Regions from separate parts of the Homo sapiens genome. Here region 1 is linked to region 2. A link is a loop called in an ENCODE intact Hi-C map of the cell type or tissue named here. Cell type or tissue: endothelial cell of umbilical vein. All regions are shown on one strand.

Region 1 (8,000 bases), 84 kb before region 2:
AATGGAAGAAAAAGCCAAGGAAATATTTCAGAAAATAATATAAAGTAGTTGAAAGGATGGACTACAGGAAAAACAAGCTAATTAAAGGGTCAATCAAGAAGGCCCAATATCAAATTGGCTCCATGAGGGCAATGTTTTGTTCACTGCTATTACCTCTAGCACAGAATTACAATGCCTTGCTAGGGGAGGGGCATGATAACTATTTGTTGAATGAATAAATGCATGCTCCAAAGAGAAATCAGAGGGATAATGATGGGATCAAAAGAGGACGAAAATAAACCTTCCCCAAAATGAAGACCATGTATCATATAAAATGGCCCATCAACTGTCCAGCACATTTTTTTCAAAACCCGTATTAATTATTAATGCTCATTATCATAAAATTTCAAAATCAGAGATAATGAAAAGATACTAAACCCAAGAACCAAAAACTAGCCATATGCAAAGAATGAGAAATCAAAATGGCTTAGATTTCTCAAAAAAATATTACAAGTTAAAAGTTATAAGAACAAGCCTTCAAATTCTAAAAGAAATTATTTCTTAGCCCAGAATTATTAATCAAATGGTGAGGTAGAATAGAGACATTTTTGCATGTGAAAAATAACAGAAAATGTCTGTCTCATTCTTGTTTGAATCTGTTCCCCTACTTACTAGGTGTGTGACCTTTGGCAAACTACTTCAGCTCCCTTGCCTCACAGCGTAATTCACATGTAAAATGGGGACTCCCCTCAGACCTCCTTCATAAGGTTGCTGTATGGATTCTGTGAGTTATTTCATGAGTAGTCCTGAGAACAGAGCCTGGCATAAAGTAAGTACTCAATAAACTGTTAATTACTATTTTTAATTATTCTAAAATAAAACGAAAGTCTCCACAAAGCAATAGGATATTTATGAAGTTCATGTGTACATCTTATTTGGTTACTAGAAAGCCATTTGTATTTTTCTTCTTACATAATGTTAGCCATACTTTTTGTATTCTCTTTTTTTTCCATTTGTCTCCCTGTCTTTCTTACTTCAACATTTATTATATTGGCACAACTGCTAAGTTTTTTGGTATGTGATGAGAGAATGACATAAAATCTATGCTTAAGTAAATTGAGGGAAAAAGGGAAAAATGCAAGAAAAAAACTTGTTCTCCAGACACAGTGGGAAAAAAATAGAATTAAACTTATATTGCACTTTTAAATCAATTTTTTGAGTTAAAAATTATAAGTGAAAATGATGCTCTGAGATTAGAACCAATTCATTAATCAATGTTGAATACAAGCACTTGGCTATGTCTCCAGCTCCTAATGCCTTTCTGAGCTGACACGCTTCATTATTGTCAGATGAGTTTTCAATTGAGAGGGATAGCTTTGAACACTCAACTGCCCTTTAGCAGGCAAACACGCAGGAAATGGCACAAGAAGCTTGAAACCAAACTCGTGTTCCTGGACTCAGTTTGGTTTTCACTCAGTGTGGCTGACTGGCACCTGTTTCAACAAACATTGGTACCCTTTCCCTCTATTCCTTCATGAAGCTATCTTCTCAGCTGAGGAACAATTAGAAAAACATTTGGGGCACATGGAAGGAATTAAAAGAATATCCAAAGTAAATTCTCCTCCTACCACACAATAAACCCTGACTCCCATAACAGAAAAATCCACTTGCAAATCAAATTCTAAAGCATTCTAAAGGATGGCTTTGGTGAAGACTGCTTGAAATAGCTTATGGGTAGGTCCAGATTTTCAGCACAACTGGATTTTAAGTGTAAGGAGAAATGCCTTTCTGCAGTCCTGTTTCCTCTACGTAAACAAGGTGTCCTCAGCACGGCCCTCAGAGGCCCACCCACTCACACCTGCCAGGATGTTGCTGGCCTCCAGCACATGCTTCCCCCAGTGAATTCAGTTCACTCCAAAAGAAAGAAAAATTACATAAGGTTTTCTCAAAACCAAACAAAACAAAAACATAAAAAACTGACATCTCTATTACCCTTTTGTTTTCCAGAAGTGCTAGCAGAATATCAGGATAAGATGGACAAAACGCAGGCTGAAAGGCAAGAAATCTGGCTCTAACACCAAAACCTCATGCCAGCGTTCTGAGTCTGCATTTCTTCCCTATAAAATACTGGTGATTCCTATTTATAGGCCTTCTTGCCTCCTTGAGAAAATCAAATGAGCTACTTGATGTGAAAGGACTTAAAAACTATCTTTGTTATTCTAATTGATAAAATGTATTTTTTTTTAACAAATATTTGTTTAGTATGCCCAGCACTATTCTAGGTCTGGGGCACATAAGAACGAGCAGTAGTAGGCCATGCGTGGTGGCTCACGCCTGTAATCCCAGAACTTTGGGAGGCAAAGGTGGGCAGATCACTTGAGCCGAGGAGTTCGAGACTAGCCTGGCCACCATGGTGAAGCCCCATCTCTACTAAAAATACAAAAATTAGCCAGGTGTGATGGCACACACCTGTAATCCCAGCTACTGAGGAGGCTGAGGCAGGAGAATCGCTTGAATCCAGGAGGCAGAGGTTGGAGTGAGCTGAGATTGTACTACTGCACTCCAGCCTGGGCGACAAAGTGAGACTCTGTTTTAAACAACAACAAAAACAGCAGTATTGATATAAAGTCTTTTTCTCCAATAAGTTTTCATTTAAAAATACATATACATACTTTGGGAGGCCAAGGAGGATAGATTTTGTGAGTCCGGGAGTTTGAGACCAGCCTGGCCAACATGCCAAAACCCTGTCTCTACTAAAAATACAAAAAATTAGCTGGGCATGGTGGTGCATGCCTGTAATGTCTGTAGTCCCAGCTAATCAGGAGGCTGAAGTGGGGAGAATCACCTGAGCCTGGGAGATCGAGGCTGCAGTAAGCCAAGATTGGGCAACAGAGTGAGACACTGTCTCAAATATAAAAAATAAAAATATATATATACCTACATTTTTTTTTTGAGACAGAGTCTTGCTCTGTCGCCCAGGCTAGAGTGCAGTGGTGCAATCTCCGCTCACTACAAGCTCAGCCTCCTGGGTTCACGCCATTCTCCTGCCTCAGCCTCCCGAGTAGCTGGGACTACAGGCGCCCGCCACCATGCCCAGCTAATTTGAGAGAGAGAGAGAGACATGAAATACACATACATAATATATACACATAATATATATTAGGGTTATCCGGAGAAACAGAATTAGGGTGTGTATACATAGAAATATATATTTATTTTTATATCTATATTTATATATTTATATTTACATGTACCCACATACACACAGAGAGAAAGAGATTTATTTTAAGGAATTGGCTCCTGTGATTGTGGAGATTTAATGAGTCCAAAATCTGATGAGTTGGGCCCTAGGCAGAGCTGTAGGGAAGACTCCAAAGGCAATGTGCTTTTACAAAACTCAGATAAATTGTATGATCTCCGGTTTAATACTCTGTCTGAAAGTCCATCTAAGATTTAGAAGTTGAAATAATTCTATGATCCATTGGCTGGATTAATGAAGTTATGTTTAATGGTAGAAAGCAAATATTCACATTTTCATTTAAGTCCCCAAGAGAATCACGGTTATCTGGAGCATTAAAAAAACATTAAGCATTAAGAGTAGTATCTTAAAAGCTCTATTATCCAGTTATATCACTGAGCGACAAGAAACATAGCTATATGCTTTGCCATCTGTGCATGAGCTGAATAACAGACATGCAGTGAAAGGAGTAACGTGATTGGTCACTGATCAAGTTGCACATTCGTTATTTGCATAGTGATTTGTGGACTGAAGAGGTAGCAGTTGTGCTTTATTGCAATTACCACAGTTAATGTACACTGACTGGTAACCAAAATTGGAATTTTGCTTGTGTCTATTTAAAACCCAAGCTGGTTGAGATCATATAAGGAATTACTAGACAGAAAACAGGAGGAAGTTAAGTACTATACCAGGTGGGATCCCAAATTGTAGAGGTAAAATAGGAAAAATTTAGTAAAAGAGATTACGATAAAGCAGTCAGTGAGGTGGTGGGAAAGCAAAAAAATGTAGTGCCTACAAATCAAATTTCTGTAGTGTTTTGAGAATGGGGAAACTCTTGACTTTGGTCAGCATGCTCCTAAGTGGACTGCAGGCTATGTGGGAACTGGGTGAGGCCTGTGACTGCCGTCTTTCCCCCACTTCCCTGGTGACCTGTGTGACTCAGCAAAGGCAGCCATAATCCCCCTGTGAACATACCTCCATTGGGCTGAGAACCACACTCCCATCCCCCACAGCAGCTGCAGCAAGGCCCACCCAAGGAGACTCTGAGATCAGACAGGCCTATCCTTGTCCCCACCTAGTGGTCTTTCTCTGCCTGCCCTGGCAGCTGAAGACAAAGAACATAATCTCTTGGGAGCTCTATAACCCCACCCACTGCCTGATCCTGCTTATACAGCTGCAGCTGATACGCTCTGGAAAATGAGACAGAGTCTTGCTCTGTCGCCCAGGCTAGAGTGCAGTGGTGCACTCTTGTGTTCCTGGCTGAAGGCCAACCAACACAAAACCAGCACACTAAAGAAAAATACAAGCAAGGACCCACACAGAGTCTATTTCACTTTGCAGACATTCCTTAGTACCAGCTCAGAGCCTGGTAGGCTCTGCTGGGTGACTAGACCCAGAAGAGCAAAAGCAATCACTGCAGTTCGCCTCTCAGGAAGCCCCATCCCTAGGGGAAGGGGGAGAACACCACATCAAAGGAGCACCCCATGGAGCAAAAGAATCTGAACAGCAGCACTTGAGTTCCAGATCTTCCCTCTGACATAGCCTATCCAAATGAGAAGGAACCAGAAAAATAATTCTGGTATTACGATAAAACAAGTTTCTTTAACATCCCCAAAAGACCACACCAGCTCACCAGTAATGGATCCAAACCAAGACAAAATTTCTGAATTGCCAGAAAAAGAATTCAGAAGGCCCATTATTAAGCTAATCAAGGAGGCACTAGAGAAACGTGAACTCCAACTTAAAGAAATCAAAAACATGATACACGATATGAGAGGAAAAATCTTCAGTGAAATAGATAGCATAAATAAAAAACAATCACGACTTCTGGAAATCAAGGATACACTTAGAGAAATGCAAAATGCATTGGAAAGTCTCAGTAATAGAATAAAATGATCAGAAGAAAGAACTTCAGAGCTCAAAGACAAAGCTTTTGAATTAACCCAATCTGACAAAGACAAAGACAAAAAATATTTAAAAATGAACAAAGCCTCCAAGAAGTTTGGGACTATGTTAGGCATCCAAACCTAAGAATAACTGGTGGTGTTCCTGAGGAAGAAGAGAAATCTAAAAGTCTGGAAAACACATTTCAGGGAATAATCAAGGAAATCTCCTCTGGCCTTGCAAGAGATCTAGATATCCAAATACGAGTAGCTCAAAGAACATCCAGGAAATTCATTACAAAAAGATCATCATCTAGGCACATAGTCATCAGGTTATCTAAAGTCAAGATGAAGGAAAGAATCTTAAAAGCTGTGAAGCAAAAGCATCAGGTAACCTATAAAGGAAAACCTATCAGACTAACAGATTTCTTAGCAGAAACCATACAAGCTAGAGTAATTGGGGTCCTATTTTAGCCTCCTTAAACAAAACAATTATCAACCAAGAATTTTTTATCCAGAGAAACTAGGCTTCATAAATGAAGGAAAGATACAGTCTTTTCCAGACATAACAAATGCTGAGAGAATTCACCACTACCAATCTGGCACTACAAGAACTGCTAAAAGGCGCTCTAAATCTTGAAACAAATCCTCAAAACACACCAAAATAGAACCTCCTTAAAGCATAAATCTCACAGGACTTATGTAACAATAACACAATGAAAAAATAAACAAGGTATTCAGGCAACAAATAGCACAATAAACAGAATAGTAGCTCACATCTCAATACAAATACAGAATGGCAAATGGATAAGAATTCACCAACCAAGTTTCTACTGTCTTCAGGAGACTCACCTAACACATAGGAACTCACATAAACTTAAGGTAAAGAGGTAGAAAAAGATATTCCATTCAAATAGAAACCAAAAGCAAGCAGGAGTAGCTATTCCTATATCAGAATAAAACAAACTTTAAAGCAACAGCAGTTAAGAAAGACAAAGAGGGACATTATACAATGATAAAAGGACTAATCCAACAGGAAAATATCACAATCCTAAATATACATATGCACCTAACACTGGAGCTCCCAAATTTATAAAACAATTACTACTAGACCTACCAAATGAAACAGAAGGCAACACAACAATAGTGGGGGACTTGAATACTCCACTGTCAGCACTAGACAGGTCATGAAGACAAAAAGTCAACAAAGAAACAATGTAGGAGGCAGTCACTATTTTCCCTCTCCATTCCCACCTCCCTGTCTGCCTCCAAACATTCCAGTTGGGCCTTAGGCCATGTTACTCCAGCAAAACAACCCTGTCTAGGTCCAGATTGATCTTAATATTCCAGTTTCAATGGTTAATTAGTCCACACTACTTGACCTCTTAGGAGCATTTTGACCAAAGCTGAAAGCTTCCTCCTTCTTCACATGTTACTAAAATTTGGTTTCTGGGCACTGTGCTTTCTTGGCTTTTCCACCACCTCTCTGGCTGCTCTTTCTCTTTTGCTAAACTTTCCCTGTCTATCTCACGTCTACAGTTCGGGGCACTACCGGGTATAGTCCTTAACCTCTTACTGTTCTGTATCTAGTAACTCCCTATATGATTCTCAACCAGTTTGAGGTTTTAAATAGCATTTATATATCAATGACTCCCAAATTTGTATCTCTAGCCACCGTCTCTTCCCTGAGCTCTAGAATAGGTGATAATATTCCTCTCAACTTATCACATCTAAAGGAAAACTTTTAATTTTCCCTTCCCAGCTGCTGCTTCCCATCTTCTCCATCTTTATATATCATACCATTATACCCTTACTTGCCCTAGCCAAAAACTTAGGAATGATCTTTAATTCCTTTCTTTCCCTCACAGCCCATACCTAATCTATCAGTTTGCTCAGTTTGGTCTTCAGGATATACCCTGAAGCTGACCTCTTCTTAAACCCTATTGCTAAAACCCTGGTCCAAACCATCATTATTCCTCACCTGAACTGCTGCAAAAACCTCCCAACTTGGCCTCCAGCCAGGAAGGGGTTTTCTTGTTTCCACTATAGCTATTCCATAGTCAACTTTTAGCTCAGTTTCCAGAATGATCCTCTAAAAATGCATATTGAATCACATCACTCCTCTGATTAAAACTGTCTGGCAGCTTCTCATCACACAAAGTATAAAATCCAAACTCTTTACCACAGCCTACAAGGGCTCCTGTGATCTGTCCTCTTTGTGCTTCTCCAAGCTCATCTTCTAATTCTCTCCCTCTAGCTCACTCTAGCTACACGTCTACATTCTGCTGTTTTTATACTACAAGCTCATTCCTCTTTTGGGGGATTTGCATTTGCTATTCCTTCCACATAATATTCCCCACCTCCTTCAATCTTAGCAGTGCTTTATTGATTGATTGCCTAAAGGTCAGCTCAGCAGGATGTCTTCCATGATGACTTTATATAAAAGAGCACTTCCTGTTCGCATCCCTGTTCCCTCTTCATTTTCCTTCATAAAAATTATCATACCTCTTGATATTCCATTATAAGTACACACACACATACATACACAGGGTGAGAGAGAGAGAGAGAGACAATCCTCACTTAGCACACTTTTGATATGCATGGGGTTCAGTTACAACATTTTAAATAAAAACCCTAGTCCCTCAACAGCATGCTTCAAATTTCAGTTCTCATGGTAGATTAACAGTAAGTAATTGCATAAGATACAAAATTTGCCACCAGCCCTTCAGTCCACAAATCGCTATGTGAAAAGAGAGATGTGCATAATGATCAGTAACTAATTGCATCACTCCTTTCACCATCCGTTAGTGATTGCTCACTGTGTTTGTTATTCAGTTCATCACAGACAGCAAAGCATGGACTTTGGATGCCTCTTTGTCTCCCACTGATAAACCCATAGG
Region 2 (8,000 bases):
GTCAACATTAACAGTGATAAGTCATGTTGATAGTACGTACCCTCAATGTGATGTGATGAGAATGGCACTTTCCCTTTGGGGTTTCCTCCCAAAAACCCATGACTCCAGTCTAATCGTGAGAAAAACATCAGATAAATCCCAACTGAGAAACATTCTACAAAATATCTGACCAGTACTCCTCAAACCTATCAAGGTCATCAAAAACAAGAAAAGTTTGAGAAACTGTCACAGCCAACAGGAGCTTAAGGAGACATAACTAAATGTAATATAGTATCTTAGATAGGATACTGAAACATTAGGTAAAAACTAACGAGACCTTAATAAAGTATGGACTTTAAGTTAATAATAATGAATCCATGTTGGTTCGTTAATTGTAACAAATGTACTACAGTCATGTAAGCTACTAATAACAGGGGAAACTAGGTACAAAGTACATGGGAACTCTCTGCCCTATATTTGCGATTTTTCTTTAAATATAAAACTGTTCTAAATAAAAGTTCATTAAAAATGCTTATCAAAATATTTTGAAAACATTTTTAAATGATGCTCAATTGGTAGTGATACCTTGTCAACAATTAACCCCTGAGGAAATCTCTGTCCCAACAGAGGCTACATACAGAACTGGGGGATTCAGATCCACTGGTACAGGTAGCTTAAATCCTGGAGCCAAAATATGGGTAGAGTGTCCATCAGATCCCGCCCCTAAGGCTGGTGACCTTGTAGCTATGGGAGCAGAAAATGAAGGCATAGTACAATTTCCTAAAGATTAAAAACAATATCATGTTCTCCTCCATTTTTGTTATTACAGGGAATAACCTATCTACTAATGATCAGCACCTGTGTCTTTGTGTCTGAGGCCAAGAATAAATTCATCAACTGGGTAGCCACTACAGCAGAAGAAGCCAACCACAGTCAATGTTGACTACGCGTCAAGTTGCCAGAGGCCACAGGAAATGGACTACCTTGGAGAATCATCCCTGCCAACATTTCTGAATGGCTATGTCACTACCAATGGGGCCACAACAACAACACTTGCAACCCAACCTGGACTTCCTTTGACCAAAGGAAGAAATCTATCTTTGCCCATGTCAGACGAAAGGTGAACACCACCCTTGCCTTGTGTCAAAAGCTTTGGTATCCTGCCCAATATGCCTGGAACAGTATATATTGGGAAACTGCTGTGCTGGTGGCCAGATTCCATATAGCCCCCCACTTTGTCTGGAGGCCTTAAATGGCTCCTCTAATGTTACTCTGGGGTTTCTCCTGCCAGACAACTGTCAACACATACTCGAAATCAACAACATTGTCCCCAGTGAAACACAATCTCTTTCCTGCTTTAATAACACCTTAATACACTATAATTACAAAAAAACCATTGCTGTACCCTGGTGGGGGCCCTGTGGGTATGCAGATCCTACGAGTGGCAATACCTGCCCCCACATTGGATGGGGAGATGCACTTAGAGGTGGCCATTAATTCCATTCACCATCCAGGATAATATTCCCCTCCCCAGTAATCTGGACTCCCTGGTGGTGGTACCCTATCACAGTATTCTCCCCTGCCACCGGTACAATCCTGCTTCAGCAAAAAATTAAAATATTAAGCTTACATGTAGAAGAAGCTCTTAATGATAGTAGCATTGGACTTATGTTGCTATCAAATGAATTTGCTCAGCTGTGTACTGTTGTGTTACAAAATCGAATGGCATTAGATATGCTTACCGCAGCCCAAGGAGGGGTTTGTGCCTGACTGCATACTGAATGTTATGTGTATATCCCTGATAATTCTCACAATATCACTCTCCTTGAAAAGCCATGGTGGGTGTGGTTTTTATTAATTGTGCTTTTAATTCTCCTGTGCTTATCCTGTATCTGTAATCTGTATCAACTATGCCTTCCCCATGTATCTGTAAGGGTATTTTTCTACAATTGAGTATCAAATTGAGGCTGAGTGTGGAGGAAAAGTTAAATATTAAATTTGAACTCAATTGAACATGACACAAACGATGGTCACCAAGTCCCAGAACAGGTTGTGTGAGCCCCTTGAGGCGCTCATCCAGTGCTGATTCGGAGAAATCTCTATTTCAGTCTATTCCTATATGTTAGTTATTTAAAAAAATAGACAATTGCAAAAACAAGTTGACCTTTTTGTGTTCCTTGAGCCCAGTCACAAAGGGTTCTCGTGACTGGAAATCATGCCAAACAACTCATTACAAAAAGAGTTAGGGTTCCAGACTGCGCAAAAGCATCGTGAGACCTCTCCTCGTCTGTGCATGGATGAGTGGCCGACTCTGGAGCCCAGGCTATTGATTCCTGGTCTGATGGTGAATCCTCCATAGTCTGGTGAGTGTAAATATATATATGTATACACATATATGTATATGTGTGTGTATATATATATCTTTTCCCTTCTCCCCTTCCCATTGCAATTTGCTTTTGCTTATATCATTTGCTTATTATATCATTTGCTTATTATATCTATATTGCCATATACTTGGGATAAAGGCTGTCTACCCTTAAAGGTGCTGTGTGTGTGTCTTTTCTTCTCCCCTCGCACGTTTCCAGCACAGAACAAATGACCAGGTAATAACCCAGAGGGTTTACTGTAATTACTTAAGCATTCCTCTATTATTGGAAATGTGAGCAATTTCCAATTTTTCTATTAAAAGTAATGGAGTGATAAACAATTCTAAATATATTTTTGGTTCAATTCTTTGATTACAACCTTGCAATAGATTGCTGGAAGTTCATTCTACCTTTTTAAAAAGTTAAAATAACACATATTATGCACAGTAGCTAACCCAAAGAAGCTGAAGTCCCATTAGACTGTGAAACTTTTCCGAGGTAGATTCTATTCCTCTAGATAGTAAGGAAAATATCCGAAATTTGTTCCCAGCCCTATTCATTGATTTCTGCATCCATTCAATAAATATCTGAGTAACTGCTATCCATCAGACAAATAAACTGTTGGAAAGCCATTTAACCACTTTGAGACCTTGTACTCTGATCCATAATAAACACCAAATGGTCTTCACAGCTGAAGACCATTTCCTGATCCTTGCAATGAAGCAGTACATATATGAATAGTATGCAGTGGGCGCTTTATAATAATTTTCTGCAGCACTTGAATCTCCCGGCTACAGTGTGATTCTGTAGCTGAAAAAAAAGATTCCTCCCACATTAGCATTTGGTGATTTTTTGAAATGCTTATTTAAAAATCTAATTTCTTTTCTGTAATAAATGATTTTTTGTAGTACTTGCAATCTCCATTTAATTTTGTTGCACTCTGGTGCCACCTAACGCTCATCTTCTCTGGGACATCTGTGTTTCTTCATCCTTCCATAAATGTTATTTTAAGCCTGGGTGTAACCCTACCAGCAAAACTTCCCCTGATTGCTTCAAAATGTTCATCTGTCACCAAGCCCTTCAAAATTTGTTGCCACTGTTTCTATGACATCTGATTGTTTCTTCCTAAAATTTACAGATCTCTTCAAGAAATTCAACAATGATGTCAATCAGACGGAGTTCTTGTAAATGTTCTCTGCAATGGAGATGTACATCTAGCCAATTTATTGGGGGTGGATTGGGCTGCCCTGGGAGATACACCCATGAGGAAGTAAGGAATCAAGATTGGACAGAAGGAGAAGTTAACCCACAATGTGGTTTCAAATGAGGCCTCCTTCAGTCCTACAGGGAGCTCTGGGGCTGGGACTGCAGAGTTTCCCCACATAGAGGCAAGAGGGCTGGGCCTTTATAGCCCCCCATCAACCAGCCACTGGCCACTTGGAGGGACATTACTTTGGGAGAGGCTGTGTCCTGAGGCCAACGGCAATGCCTAGTAGGGGCACAGCTGTGAAGCCATCACAGTCCATGTCCCAGCAGCCAGAGTATGGGCCCATCTCGAGATGATGGGATCTGGGCAGAGACAGGTCAGCCTTCACTAACTCTTTGCCTGTTCATTTACCTTCATGAGTCGAGCTGAAATTAAGGGAATCTAACTCTTGAAAATCAATCCTACAATCCACAGACACATTTTTTTGATCACAGGATCACAGGTGATTTCTAAGAGCACATAGTTCATTTCAAGCGTGAAATGGCTAACCAAGCCAGCACCTTCTACCCATGGCTCCAAGCACAGTAACTCCCATAAGGTAAACACTCTGTAAACACCTTAAAAGGATACCAAAAGCATCATTATTCTTAAGCATTACACCCATTTTTAGGAAATGTGAGGAAATCAGACATAAAAATAATATAAAAGGACCAATAATGAGATAAAGATGCCCAAATCAGTTCTCAGAACTAAAATCTGAGACAGGACTGCATGGAGGGCTGTGTGCTTAGAAGATTAGAAATCAAGTTAGAATATCTCTATTTGAGAAAGTGATTATCTCTATTTAACCTTGAAAAATAAATTCCTTGTAAACATAATTGTAGCAATGTGGGAAATTCTCAGCAGGATTACAAAGTAGCTTAATTTAAAAACCTAAAAACTCAAAAAATTGTGGCTAATTAGCCCCTCGAGATATTACTTTAACAAAATATCAAAACTCTTCAATAAATATTAAAAAAATAAAAAATAAAGTTCATTTATGTCAAACAATGTCATCTATCCCTAATTATTCTATATACTACATTAAAAATTAAAAGCTTTTTTCAATCAGTAGACAAATCATATATTTGTTATTCAATTTGATTTCGCATTATGGGGCATTTACTATGTGCAAAGCATATATGAAGCAAAGGGAGTGACTACAAGTGACTCCTGCTTAGACCTTCCATTTTAAGATGTGACAGAAAAATTGTGCAAGTGTACGAAGGCTAAGCCTTATGAAAACATTATCTATGCAGTGCAAGCAGTCTCTGGCTTCCTGAACTGGGGAAGGTCCAGAGTTCACTAGGAAGCTATGTTTACTGGCTTCATTTGCCCAGAGAAGCAATGTCACTAATGGGAGTTGGTTTCCAGATGAGACCTCCTAATGTACTTCTAGCAGCTCCAGCCCAAGTTCTGAGAGCAAGAAATCATGAGGGACAGGACGGTGGCAGAGGAGAACAGGGCAGTTTCCCATTCCCTTGCCAGACCCAGAGCCATTCTTCAGCCAAGCTATGGATCAAAGCAAGTCTGTAGTTAGCATCTCATGCCTCCCTTCCCATGCACCTCCATTCAAAGCTCCACTAGTTTCCAGCCTCTTGTCACCTCCCCCATACTAAGTCCTGTGGCACCCATCCAGGCCCAGGTTGCTGCCACAAATTCTACAGATTGAGCTAAATCACTCTCACCCACGCCCACTGCTCAAAATTTACAATGTTCTATCCAGAAATTAGAAGGCAAGAACCTAGCTGAGTTAATTCATGCTAAAGTATAAATGGTCATTCCTGAAGGCTCCAAGAGACACCAGTATAACTTTTAAAGATACCTGCTGCCTCAAAAGTGGAGATGAACGACTATCAGAAGTGATGGAGTGGAGGAGAATAAAGAATGTGTATTGAGCATTGCCATGTGCCAGGAACTTTCATTGTACCCTCCTAACAGCACCATCAGGTTGGTATGTTATTCCCCCAGATTTACAGAAAAGAAATGTGAGGTTTAGAGAGGTTAAGACTTACTCAAGCTCTGGAAGACAGTCTGCCTCCACCTCTCTTCCCCATGGGCAAAGTCAACCAGTCCAGTCTCCACCCAGGGGCAGGCAACTCTCCTAGGCCATTCTTCCCTTGCACTGTTTCTTCTCTTCCTTTGTATTGAAACCACAGATCCCCTTAAAAAACCATCTTCTTGCAAAGTGTGATGACAGGGACAGTAAAAGAAGCTGAGGCAGCAATGGGTAAACACTACTAAAGCATATTTGTATAATGAAGCTGCTTGCAAGTGGAGTGTGGATCAGGAACTGCTTATATTCTAGGCTCTGAAAGGAGGAAAAGAGGATGGTAAGTGGATTTATCCCTTGAGCGTCAGTATCTACCTCTCTAAAGTATGTTTTCTAAGTTCTTTGCTAAAATTCTAGGACTTCATCAATGTGATAGCCTTTAGGTTAACTCAGGTGCTGTTATTTGTACCATAGCTAACTTTAAAACTAGTCATCTCATTAGCATGGCTTTTCAAATACTAAAATCCATTCAGGAAGAAAAGCATTAAAAACCTAGTTGATATACACTTTAAAATTCCATACTCTATGCTCGTTTTATATTAAAAACACAGAAAAACAGTCTCCCTCTCCAAGGCAGTGCTTCAGACCAGCAGCTGAGTCCAGCAGCTCATAGATAGATTTTCTGGATGGCTGATTATTCATCTTCCCCACTGCTGCTTATTGACCAAACCCCACGCGGGCACTGGAAATATCTGCCTGCCCACAGCAATTTGATTTGCCTTTAAAGACCCACCTCTCTCCCACTCTCAGCCCACAGTGTTTGGATTGAATGCCCCTCACTTCTGGGTTCCAAAAGACACACATGACCTGTCCAAAGCACCCCCTGGCCACAGTGGACAGAGTGAGGGTCCAAATCACTCCCAATGTCACTCACTGCCAAGCATGGTCTTTCCCACAGGCAGGCACAGCTGTGAGGAGGATGTGTGCCTAGAGATGCTGACAGCCACCAGTAGAGAGTCTGCCTGAGAGAGATGTCCAAAGCGAAGCAATTCTGGGAGAAGGAAAGAAAGAAAGGTGGCAGGGGGTGGTGGGGTAAAGACAGAGACCTGATGACTGAGGCCTGGATCCAGCCTGCTCTGGGTCTTTTCAGGTGTGACCAATACACTCTCCTTTGAAGCCTAATCCAGGAAGAGTTGAGCTCCTGTATCTTGCAATGAAAGGCTCATGAACAGCCCGTCCCTGGTGCCTGGGCTCTACTCCATCCATCCTATTAGACATCTCCGTTCCTACCCACCACTCCTCAAATGTTCCCAGTATCATGTGGGGAACTACTGTGTGCCTTTTTAGCTCCCAAGCATGGCCCAGCTGGCAGGACATGAGGAGTCAGCCCCAGCAGCAGCTCAGTCTCCTTGGCCTTCTGTACAACAAGCTTCAGTCCAAGAGGTGTTCACATTCCACCCTCAGCTCTACCCAGCTTCCTTTTCATAGGCTGCTGCCCCAAGCAGAGAATCGGGCTTCCAGGCAAGGAGCTATAAGTTAGGCCTGTGGTTGGCTTATTTTAAAGGAAGCAATCGTTTGTGCTTCCATTTATCAAAGCCCAGAGTGCACAAGCACAGATCCATATCCTTCTGAATCATCCACCACCTCTCAGGTTTGAGAACTGCCCTCTAACAAAGCTCTTTCTTCACGGTGATTTCAGACTGCAGGCTTCTACATTTCCCAGCACATTTATAAGATGGCCATGAAATCAATGAGAAGAAGTGAACAGAGAGCTGAGAGTACACTACTGCTGGTGCAAACCAGACCAATTGTTCAAGCAGTTGTCGCAAATGAGGTCATTAAGCCTCTGTATTTATCTCCCAAGACACAGGGATTCCCATGGTTTTATTTACTTAAAAGTGGAATGTCTGTGCTACCTGGTAGTGACATTTATCTTTTACATATATATGCTACCTCCCCATCTAAGAGAAAAAATCTCTGGAGTGCAGGAGTATTGGGTTCCCAGAATCTAGAACAGATTTTCAATTCCTTATGTGTGTAGGCGGCAGTCAGCAAATGTTGACAACTGAGGAGGATAATCAGAGAGAGCTTCTATTAGATATCTCAGTCTCTGGCAAAGGAATCTCGCTTCTGAAAGGCCCAGACCCAAAGAAGAGTCTCATATAAGAATGCATAAGAAGGAAACAGAAATCAACTTCTAGGAAACAGAACCCCATATTAGCAAGAAACTCCAAATTTGGGTTCCCCTCACACCCTGGTCTCTTTGGTAAATGCTGCAGGCTACAGCTTCCTTTTTATTTCTGGGCATATCTAGACCTACTGTTAGGAGGCCAGTCTACAGATTTTTCCTCCTAAAAATCAATCCAAGTGCCCTGCAAGGTTCTAGGATAAATAAATATGCAGGCCATGGTTGAAA

The links. A loop is a pair of places that touch in the nucleus more often than their neighbours do. Peaks named below come from ENCODE experiments on the same cell type or tissue, not always from the same donor. Only the 100,000 strongest peaks of a DNase experiment are listed, where the experiment ranks them.
Region 1: it touches region 2 in a loop (8-fold over the local background); 1 of 110 quality-filtered maps calls a loop at or near these places.

The regions. Positions count from the first base shown.
Region 1 is chr5:95,173,952-95,181,951 of GRCh38, forward strand. The region is part of intron 1 of MCTP1 (multiple C2 and transmembrane domain containing 1); the gene reads right to left. LOC105379085 (a long non-coding RNA gene) reads left to right here. Exons shown (of 8, transcript XR_948575.3): 4 at 655-808. Among named protein-coding and RNA genes, the nearest start is that of MCTP1, 110 kb to the right of the region's middle. In endothelial cell of umbilical vein, a CTCF peak has its summit at 4,317 (motif pointing left); a DNase peak (open chromatin) is centred at 4,390; H3K27ac peaks cover 922 bases.
Region 2 is chr5:95,258,227-95,266,226 of GRCh38, forward strand. All of the region lies in intron 1 of MCTP1 (multiple C2 and transmembrane domain containing 1), which reads right to left. LOC105379085 (a long non-coding RNA gene) reads left to right here. Exons shown (of 8, transcript XR_948575.3): 8 at 809-1,370. Among named protein-coding and RNA genes, the nearest start is that of MCTP1, 23 kb to the right of the region's middle. In endothelial cell of umbilical vein, a CTCF peak has its summit at 3,312; a DNase peak (open chromatin) is centred at 3,275; H3K27me3 peaks cover 654 bases.